2 separate regions of the Mus musculus genome follow, and region 1 is linked to region 2. A link is a contact called in ENCODE Hi-C or POLR2A ChIA-PET data. All regions are on one chromosome and are shown on one strand. Each heading gives the region's core, a stretch centred on a gene start or an enhancer-like site at or near the end of the contact. The rest is flanking DNA. Distances are from core to core; before and after follow the strand shown. Region 1 holds the start of Tmem161a (transmembrane protein 161A). Region 2 holds the start of Rfxank (regulatory factor X-associated ankyrin-containing protein).

Evidence for each region. A loop is a pair of places that touch in the nucleus more often than their neighbours do. ChIA-PET counts read pairs that join two places held with the same protein, here RNA polymerase II (POLR2A).
Region 1: a map of heart shows a loop between it and region 2 (3-fold over the local background). The contact joins the promoter of Tmem161a here to the promoter of Rfxank in region 2. A Hi-C loop is called at or near these places in 7 of 37 maps with a recorded cell type or tissue (CH12.LX, gastrocnemius, heart and 1 more). POLR2A ChIA-PET finds 5 or more read pairs at or near these places in 4 of 5 experiments (Patski and embryonic stem cell).

Annotation. Positions count from the first base shown.
Region 1 is chr8:70,169,234-70,174,638 of GRCm38, forward strand. Tmem161a (transmembrane protein 161A) reads left to right here and starts at 3,175. Exons shown (of 12, transcript NM_145597.4): 1 at 3,175-3,207; 2 at 5,070-5,173. The coding sequence starts at 3,205.
Region 2 is chr8:70,136,015-70,141,473 of GRCm38, forward strand. It overlaps Rfxank (regulatory factor X-associated ankyrin-containing protein), which reads right to left and starts at 3,183. Exons shown (of 9, transcript NM_011266.2): 1 at 2,907-3,183; 2 at 2,015-2,209; 3 at 196-276. The coding sequence starts at 2,201. It overlaps Gm45929 (predicted gene, 45929), which reads left to right and starts at 3,485. Exons shown (of 9, transcript NM_001310055.1): 1 at 3,485-3,758. It overlaps Borcs8 (BLOC-1 related complex subunit 8), which reads left to right and starts at 3,485. Exons shown (of 6, transcript NM_001145552.2): 1 at 3,485-3,758. The coding sequence starts at 3,722.

The sequences.
Region 1 (5,405 bases), core at 1,925-4,424, 33 kb after region 2:
GGTGGCACTTAAAGGGCCTTTGAAACTCAGTAGCCATCTTTTGCCCGGCTGTTCCTGGCTCTGCCCTCCCCCGACGAGTGCCTCAGACACCACTGGGGTTGGGGCAGGGGATTGACTATGGCCTTAGGCCACTCCAACACTAAGAAACAGAATCTGTGAGCACTCAAGACTGAAGCCAGGTTGTGAGGCCCAGCGGGACCCAGAAGAGGCCTCAGGGTTCTAGAATGATCCTCAGGGCTTCCACAGCCCAGACATTGAGCCAGTAGGGCATGAGGAAGTTTCTGAAAACCAAACAGGCCTGGGAGGTGGGGAGTGGTGTCCTATGTCTTTAACTTCAGCACTCTGCAGACGAAGGTGGCAGATTTCTGAGTTAGAGAGCAGCCTGGTCTACATTAAATTCTTACCCTGTCTGAAAACGACGCCACACTAGAGACCAGGCCAGGAACCTAGAGGCTGGAGCTGATGTAGAGGCTGTGAGGGAGTGGCTGGCTCAGCCAGTTTTCTTCTTCTTTTCCATTTTCTTTTTGTATTTCCAAGGCAGACTTTCTCTGTGTAATAGCCCTGGGTGCCTGAAACTCAATCTTTAGACCAGGCTGTCCTCAAACACACAGAGAACCGCCTGCCTCTGCATCCAGAATGCTGGGATTAAAGACGTGGGCCATTACCCCGGTTTAGAACCCAGGACCACCAGCCCAGGGATGGCACTGCCTGACTTAGGCTGGGTTCTCCTACATCTACCCCTAGTTTTAAAAATGCCCTATGTGCTTGCTCACAGCTCAGTCTCCCAGAGGCATTTCTCAATTGGCATTCCCTTCTCTCAGACTACTTTAGCTGTGTCAAGTTGACATAAAACTCCAGCACACAGGACTACACCAGACCATGAACGAGACCAAGATGGCTCAAAGACCAAAGCAGCTGCACCTCAAATCTAGACAGGAGTTTGAAAAACCACCAGGCATGGTGTAGCAAGTTTGTAACTCCCAGCACTGGGACGCAGGGATACCCATCTTCTGTCAACAGGACATTTTGAGTCCAGAGGGTCAAGGTCACTGTGAATTACCTCACATGGACATCTGCACAGATTAATAACCAGTGGTGAGATCATCACAGAGGCAGCACAGTCAATGTATGGACAGCATCCTAGGAGAATGTGCCCACAAGACAGCCAGACACCCAGGCCTGTCCAGGACTTAACCAAGATAAGAGCTGCCCCTCCCTCCCTCTCTCAAAGCCGCTTGGGGAAGACTGTAGGGTCCTAAGATGACAGTTCTTGCTCAAGCTGTATCTGAGGCTGAGGTTGTTGTACATGATGCTTTGGTTTAGAAAACAAAAACAAAAACAAAAGGAGGCCTGCCAGCTCAGGGTGCTCTCAGGTTCACAGCCCTCCTGACCTAGCTGGATTCCATGTAAGCCCCACCACCCTACCCTGTGGGTCTAACTCTAGCATTTTCTATTCCATGAGCCCAAATCTCCCCATTGTTGTTTGAGCCTTTTGGAATTTATGTTTGAATCATTAGGAAGATCAGGCTAGCTCCAAACTATCAAAAATGGCTTTCTGTGTCTGGCTAGTACAGGAGTTAGAGATGTGAACCACTAAGGCCAGTCAGCACCCTCTTTTTAAACATTAACTACTATCATGTCGATGGAAGCAAGTGTATAATGCATGAGTGGAGTGGAGGTCAGAGGTCAACTCGCAGGCATGATTCTCCCTTCTACCATGTGGGTGCTAGGGTTGGAACTCAGGCCCTCATTGTGGTAAAAAAACTCCTTTGCCCAAAGAAACATCTCATCAACCTAACAAGTGTTCCTTCCTGGTTTTTACTTTATTTTATTTCTAGACAGGGTTTATCTGTTAGCTCTGGCTGTCCTGGAACTCACTTTGTAGATCAGGCTGGCCTCGAACTCAGAAATCCACCTGCCTCTGCCTCCCGAGTGCTGGGATTAAAAGCATGCGCCACCACGTTCGGCCCTGGTTTTTATTTTTTTTTCCTGTTTTTTGTTTTGTTTTTGAGACAGTCTTAAAATATGAAGCACTAGTGGCTTCAGTCTGGCTACACAGCCTAGGCTGTCATTAGTCTTAAAACATGCTCCTGTCTTAGCTCTCTAAGAGAGAGGACAGCTATGCGATCCACTATGCCGGGCTGTCTAGTGAGGAGGGTGTGGCTCAGAGAGTGACGTGCACACACACAGACATCCAGGCTACTGTCTGAACTGGGGTGATGGTGTAGTGAGCTGGGGAGGTCGCTCATACAACACAGGTCTTACGTTTGCATGGTGAGCTCCATCCGTGGTGAGTGAGAACACTGACCGGGCATGGTGAGACACATCTGTTACTTGAGCATTTTACAGCAGGATCAGAACCTCAAGGTCATCCTTGTCTACATAGAGAAGTTCAGACCCTACTAAAACCAAACAGGGTTAGCAAGCCTGTTCAGCCGGTTGAGGCTTTTTCTGTGAAGTCTGAGTTTGATCCCCTGGGGTCCACATGATAGCGAGAGAATTGACTCTAGCAAGGTATCCAATGTCCTCCCACACACAAAGTAAGAACTCCTCCCCCCCCCCCCCCCACGTCCAAGTAAAAACAAAACTAGAAAGCTAGAAAGTTGGTTAGTTGACTAGGAGCAAGTATTGCTTTTGTAGGGAACCCAAGTTCAGTCTAAGCCCTCTTCTCAACCAATAAACAACCACATGTATCTTTAGGGTCAAAGGATCTGGCCTTCTCCTCTGGACTCCAAGGACTGCAGCTACGTGCAAAATACAAAAAACCCCACAAGATACAGATACATACTAGAAAATAAAACCAACCGGGTAGTGGTGGCACAGGCTTTCTTTAATCCCCAGTACTTTGAGGCCAGCGTGGTCTACAGAGTGAATTTCAGGACAGACCAGCAGAAGTTACATAGGTACTCTGTCACACGCACACGCACACACACACACACGGCACACACACGACACACACCACACACACGGCAAGGGCAAAAAGAGAAAGAAAAGAAAAAAGAAGGAAAAGCCAGCAGACGAAACGACCTCATGCTCCAGCTAAAACTACAGTTCCCAGCATGCATTGCGCACACCCATCCCATTCTTAGCCCGATGACTGACTTCCCAGGATGCTCGTCAACAGCATTCTGTCTCTAATTGGCCAAGATACCTCAGCGCTTCCCCGCCTCCAGCCTCGTACCGCTGTGCGCCCAGGGAGCGGACATGGTGAGCAGGCCCTCTGGGATCCCCGGGGTGGAGAACGGCCTAACTGAGCTGAGAGGGTTCCCCAAACCGCGCGGGCTATTTGGAAGTGTCGTGTAGTCAGTGGTGCTGGACGCGTTGGGAGGTGAAGCTAGGGCTCTGGACTGGAGTGAGGGAGCTGGGATTGCAGCTATCTTTGCTTTCTGACAGGGTCCCATGTAGCCCAAGTTGTACTAGAACTTATTCGTAGCCTATGGGGACCTCGGACTTCTGATTCTCCTGGCTCTGGAGTGCTGAGATGTCAAACTTGTGCCACTATTCACGGCTTTCTGTTTGTCTTTTAAAATCTTTTTTTATTTTTCATTATTTTATTTATTTAAGTATGAATGTTTTGTATGTATGTCTGTCTACCGTGTGTGTGTGTGTGTGTGTGTGTGTGTGTGTGTGTGTGTGTGTGTGTGTGTGTGTGTGTGTGTGTGTGCTGTTCTTAGAGGCCAGAGAAGACATGTAGGATTCCCTGAGAGTGGAGTTAGAAAGGGCTGTGAGCTGCCAAATGGATGCTGGGAATTGAACCTGTGACCTCTGGAAGAGCAATCAGTACTCTTAAGCCCTGAGCTATCTCTCTAGCGTCCCAGTCCTTTTATTTTTTTCTATTTACCCATTAAAAATTATTTACAAAGGGTCTTACTTGTTGGTGTTGATGGGCAGTGATGGCAAATGCCTTTAATCTTAGCACTTGGGAGGCAGAGGCAGGTGAATCTCTGTGAGTTCGAAGCCCGCCTGGTCTACAGAGTGAGTTCTAGGACAGCCAGGGCTACACAGAGAAACCCTGTCTCAAAAAAATCCAAGCAAAATTGTACACCAGTACACCTGGCTGACAGATTTTTATATTGATCTGTATTTCATGTTAATTGGGTATGAAAGCAGAATGCAGGCAGGCAGCTCTAGTGGCACACAGTGTATATAATTAGATAATTACAGAAATGAGTGCTGTGTCGGCGGGAGCCTGACTTAGCTTCCTTCTGAAAGATTTGTGGAGCTGTGCTCTGAACTCTTCCTGGGATGGAGAGCTGGCGTCTATCATTTGGTAGAGTGCTTACCTAGCATGGACGGGGCTCCACCCCTGCACTGCACAAACTGGGTGTGGGTACACGCTATCACCCTAGCACTCAGGAAGTGGGGACAGGAGGACCAGCAGTTCAGGGTCACCTTCAGCTGTGTTCTGAGATCCAGACCAGCCTGGGCTATAGGAAATCAACCTATCTCTGGCCTTCCCTTCTTTCCTTGGTTTCTTTCTTCTTTCTTTCTGTCTTGTGTTTGTTTGTTTGTTTGTTTGTTTTGTTTTGTTTTATTTTGTTTGTTTTTTTTTTCAGATATTGTTTCTTTGTGTAGCCCTGGCTGTCCTAGAACTCATTCTATAGACTAGGCTGGCCTCGAACTTGGCCATCTGTTTGCACCTGTTTCCCAAATGTGAGGATTAAACCCAAGATTACACACCCTGCCTGGCAAGAAACATCCTTTAGACAAATAGTTGGGTGTGCTGACTCTGGCCTTTAATCCCAACATTGGTGAACCAGAGGCAGGTAGATTTCTGTAGGTCGGAGGCCAGCCTGATCTACCCACATAGGCACATCCAGAGCTCACAAAGCAAACAGAAGTATTCAGGAAAGGGGTTCAGGGCTCTGCTGGTGGAAGCAGGGGTCAGGACCAGGTGAGCTGCTGGGGATGCCTAGGGCGCTGAAGACAGACTCTGGCTCATACCCACTGACTTCTGAGAGATACCACCAGAGCCCAAGGCTGGCCCTCTCCACCCACCCACCTGCTCTATAAATAACCTGTGTTACGTCAGAGCACTTGAGATTTTCTGACTAGAGCTGCCCCTTTAGGCGGTCCTTGGAGTGCAGCTGGTGGTGACTCTGTTCACCGCCACCCTCATGCACAGGCTAGCGCCACACTGTTCCTTCGCACGCTGGCTGCTCTGCAATGGCAGGTAAGGGAATGTTCTGCTGCCTGTCCTGCTGCAGTGGTCCCATGGTGCATGCTGTTTGTTCCTTTTAAAAATCTCCTCCTTCTCCTCCTCCTCCTCCTCCATTATGTGTAGGGGTTGTCTCCACGAGTGGGGTTGTGCACTCATACACTGGGGCTGGCGTTACAGTAGTTATGAGCTGCCTGATGCGGGGATGGAGAACCCAGCCCAGGTCACCTGGAGGTGCTCTTAACCC
Region 2 (5,459 bases), core at 1,933-4,432:
CCCCAATCCCTTGTGGTCTTTCGTTCTTTCTTGTTTTTGTTACAGGATCTCATGTAATCTAGGCTGACCTCCTATTCTGTAAGTAGCTAGGAATGACCTTGAACTTCTGATCTCCCGCCCCAACTGCAGGGCCATAGAGCACCATGGAGCTTGTAAGGAATCCTCTAGACCCACCCCTACTTGAGTTCTACTTACAGTCCAGGGTGGCTGGCAGAGCTGAGACCTCATTCCCACGTTGCCGGTTTGTGAGGGTTGTGGAGTGCTTCAAGAAACTTCCTGCAGGAAGAGGAAGGGCTGTTCCCTGGGGTCTGGGCTTGTCCCAAGGGTGTCAGGACAGATGCTGCAGGCTCCAGGCTTAAGAAGACCACCCCTCTGATCTCCACGTGCACACCCACATTCACACAGACATTCACAGACATTAACCGTAAATTAATAATCTTCTTAAGTGAAAGGAAGATGAAGGGCCTGGTGGCACAGGCCACATTCCCAGCCTGGGCTACACAGGGAATTCCAGCTCAGTTGAGACCACAGAATGGAGCCCTATGGCAAAGGAACAGGAGGAGCAGGTGGGGGCAGAAGGGCTGTGGATGCAGTGTGGTGGTCCAGCACACACCAGAACAAGAAACAAGGAGCTGGAGATGGATCATTTGCTGGTCACGAGTGCTTGCTGCTCTTGCAGAGGACCCCTGCAGAGGTGGTTCCTAGCACCTGCCTGTGAGGAACCCCAGCCTCAGGGTACCTGATGCCTCTGGCCTCTGTGGACACCTGCACTGCTCACACACAGACGCTGGAGATGTGCCTCAGTGGTTAGAGCACTGGCTGTTCTGCCCTAGGACCTGGATTTGGATCATGATACCCACCCGTTGCCTCATAGTCTATGGTAAGTCCAGTTCCAGTGATCTAATGCCCTCTTCTGTGCCACACCACCTCCAGTAGGATCTGTGTGACAAGTTCCACAGACTGAGGCAATCGACCTACAAAGGGGGAGGCCTCCTGGAACCGGTTGTGGAACTCTTCGCTGGAGAAAAAAATATTGTTCTCTTGGCAACCTATCTGTTTTATTTTTTCTTATTCCTTTTCTTTTTTTTTTTCTTTGGTTTTTCGAGATAGGGTTTCTCTGTGTAGCCCTGGCTGTTCTGGACTCACTTTGTAGACCAGGCTGGCCTCGAACTCAGAAATCTTCCTGCCTCTGCCTCCCAAGTGCTGGGATTAAAGGTGTGTGCCACCACGGCCCGGCTCTTATTCCTTTTCTTATTTACATGTTCTTGGCCTGGTAGCCTAGGCCAAGATCTTAAATGAGAATAAGGGTAAGAAACCATCCCTAGAGATGGGGTCACTAGCATGACCTTATCCCCGGGGAAACCAACGCTTTACTTTCTAAATCATTTACAACACTATTATGATAGAGAAAAACTTTCCCAACTATAAAATTTCATGAGCCTGTGCCCTCTGAAAGAACAAGTTCTCTAAACAACTCAGCTGTCACTCTGCCCACCCCCACCACCCTTTTGAAGACAGGGTTCTCTATGAGGTCTTGGTGGTCCTAGAACTCCGGGGACTACCTGCCTTTGTCTTTTGAGTATTGGGATTAAAGTTATGTGCCAACCATACCTGGCAAATCTTTAAAGAATACACACACACACACACATATGTACACATACATATATATACACATATATATGTATATATTTTGGGGGGGGGTTGAGACAGGGTTTCTCTGTGTAGCCTTGGCTATCCTGGAACTCACTCTGTAGACCAGGCTGGCCTCAAACTCAGAGATCCACCTGCCTCTGCTTCCCAAGTGCTGGAATTAAAGGCGTGCGCCACCACGCCCAGCAGGAATATATATTTTATATATACTTCTACATACATGTACCATATTACACACACACACACACACACACATACACGACAATAAAAATAACCTAGGAGGGTGGAGGGGAAGAGTGATGAAAGCAGAGATGTGGTCTGGAACTTGACAGTCTCCCTCACCAGAGCCCAGAGTGGTTCTCACCCTGCAGTGAGGATGCACTGGCATCTGCTTCAGGATTCACAGCGTCTGGGGTGCAGGGGAACAGGCTGAGGACGACAGTGTCTGAGTTCTCTGGGGACTCATCTCTGGTGTCCTCAGGATCCTCTAGGTCAGGAACAGGAGGTTGCTGGTTTGGGACAAGGTTCTCTGCAACCTGAGTGGGCTCCATGGAGGAAGCTGGAGTGAAGAGATGACAGTAATTAGCCAAATCTCGTGGTCCCCAAGATGGCTCAGTTGGTAAAGGCGCTTGTCACCAAGTCAGATGACCCAATTTTGATTCCAGGAACCCACAGGGTGGAGGGAAAAAACTGACCCTGGTAAATTGTCCTCTGACCTCCACACCAAACCCACAGCACAGCCTGCCCACAAAATAAATGAATAAATGAGTTCTTATCTGGGGCTGGAGCTTGGTTAGGTGGGGCATGATAGTGCACACCTTTAGTCCTAGTACTTGGGAGGCAGAGGCAGGTAGATCCCTTTGAGTTCAAGACTAGCCTAGTCTAAATAGTGAATTCCAGGACAGCCATGGTCTGCATATTGAGCCTTGCTTTATGACGCCGGGAAAACTGTGGCTTTAGATAAATATCATTGTTAATAAATTAACACCAGAAGCCAAGGCAATAAAATGAGGGTTCTGGCAGCAGTCTGGGTTCCAATCACTTACAAGCTATAAAAACCTAGTCTATGACTAAGCTGAGCCTCATTCCCTCGTTAATAAGGTGAAGATGTAAGGCCTCAGAGAGGTCATATCAGAAAACATCATAGAGAGATACTAATGTCAAACTTATCAATGTCCCACTGTGGTTATTTGGGCCGGAATCCCCCAAAATGACTTAGGACTCAACAAAAGATGCGACGTGTAAGATCCACTCACCTCCCTCCAGCCTCCTCTGTGTCCCTACGCTGCCAGCCTTGGTCTTCCAAAACTCAGGAAGCTCTGTTCACAAACTTTTCTGGTTCAGTAGATCTCGTAAAGAGCAAGTTGGTGACCAGACGCTCAGTTCTCTAGCTTCCTCTCCTGGGACATAGAGCAGCAACTTAATACGCGACGACTACTCCTACTGGAAAACTCCTCCACTGCGCCTGCGCACCCTTGCCCTGCAAAAGTACCAAAAAATAAAAAATAAAAACCCGAAGCTGCTTCTAGCGCTTTAAGACTGGAGGGAGGAGCGTGGCTTCCGCTGAGGCCAATGGGTACAGTGGCGCATGCGCACGCTATCCTTCCTAAAGGGCTGAAGGAGCCTTAGACTCGCTGAAGATTTTATTGCGCGTGCGCTTCCCCGCCCCATGCACCGCCCCCTCCTGTCTGCCCCAATCGGATCCACAGACGGTGGGAGGGCGGAGCATTTGCCCCACGGGGCGGAGACACATGGGCGGGACTTGTCAAATTTAAAGAGACCGAATATTATTGTTACTTTGTCCATAACAATTTCCCTGCCCTGGTCCCTGAGAATTATCTGTACGTGTAGCAGGGAGTCCTTGACGAGGCATACTATAACATCAAGAAATCTCTATCCTCCCGACACGCTCGCATAGGACTGCCTCCTTCCGTCTATCTCGTGTCTGAATAGAAGTTACCTCGTAAGAGGAGCCAGCGCACAGGACGCCAGAACCCATACCTGAACGTTTAAACGTCTCAACCTCCCGACTTCCGCTTCCGGTTTCTGGGCTCTGCTGGCTGCCTTCACTATGGAAGAACCTGAGATGCAGCTGAAGGGAAAGAAAGGTGTTGCGGGACCCTAGAGGGGTTGGAGGGGCCTAGAGAGGGCAACGCGGGAAGGTACATGACAAAGAGCCGCCGTAGACCTCCCGGCCTGCGGGGTTCGATGGAAAAGGGAGGCCGGTGTCTCCCGCCGGGAGGTGTTGTGATGTATAATGATCCCGGGCAGGAAAAGGCTCTTTTCTACTTCTGAGATAAGGTCCCGGGATGTAACCCTGGCTATATTGGAACTCGCTGTGTAGACCGGGATGGTCTCAAACCTCTCTGCCTTCTGAGAGTTGGAATTAAAAGCAGAATCCATCCAGGTCCCTGCTCAGTGTAATGTGGTTTTTAGCCTGTGAATACGTAAAGGAGTATGTGGGCTTGGTGGCGCAATACTCTAATCCTCTCTTCTCAAGAGACAAGAAATTGAAGGCCAGTTTGGTCTGCACATTGAAACTCAAATCTCGAGAGAAGAGCTGGGGCTTTAGCTCAGTCGTAAACACTTTGACCAGCGCATTCAAAGCTCTGGGTTTGATCCCCGACACTGCAAAATATATTAAGGACCAGATAAGTAGATTATTTTCTTTAGCTGATGGGAGCCCTGCGTGGTAAGAGGAGTTGGTGTCATCTGCCACCATTAGCCTGGTCAGAGCTTGTCTGATACAGGAAGGAGTGGGGGATGAAGGGGACTGAAGTTGGAAGCAACAGGATCCTTGATGGATGGAGCAGGAAGAATAGAGATTTCCTGACTGGGAAAGCTGTTGGTCAAAGTCTACCCTGGGATGATGGTTTTGGTGCAGTTGACTTGTGGTAGGAACATGAGTTCTGGAGTAAAGGAAACAGGCTTAACAGGAACTTGAATGGATTCTGCAGAGGGCAGCCTTAGCAGGCATGTTTCTGGAACAGGGCCTGTGATATACCTCAGAGCTGTTCCCACACAGCAAGGGACGTGGCCTTCCACATCATTCCTGCCACAGAGTAGAGGCCTCACGAGATTGTGGACTTTAGGCACCTTTGAGTTCTGTGTTCATCCTCTGGGCAGCTGGATATGGTGGTACATGCTTCTCTTCCCTTGGGAGCACTTGGGAGGCAAAGGCAGGCAGAGGAATTGCTGTGAGTTAAGGACAGCTTAGTCAACACAGTGAGTTACAGGGAATCCAGAGCTACTAGATTCTAGTATGATGTTCCATACTGCTCTCCAGTATGCTCCAGTTATAAAGGGGGAGGGAAGCTGTCAGTGGCTTTAGTACCATCCACCAATGTCCTCTGAAAGTGGGTCTGGGGAGAGAAGATTGTGAGTTCATGTGTTTGCTGATGCCCCCTTGAGTTAGGCCTTGCTGTCTAGAGACCATCCCTGGACCTGCAGATGACAGTTAAAGTGGTGCACCCTGGCGGCTCCTCTCTAACTCCTGTTGGGCTCAGAGATTGAACAATCAGGAGTGTAATGTGGGTGGGCCTTAGCTGGCAGAGTGTTGCCTGGCATGCATGAAACCCTGGGTTATATGTCCAGCACTGAATAAACTAGGTATGGTGTCACACATCTGCAGTCCCAGCACTCAGGAGATGGAGGCAGGAAGATTAGGAGTTCAAAGTCATTCTTGCTTACAGAAAACTAAAGTCTAGGGGGCTGGTGAGATGGCTCAGTGGGTAAGAGCACCCGACTGCTCTTCCGAAGGTCCGGAGTTCAAATCCCAGCAACCACATGGTGGCTCACAACCATCTGTA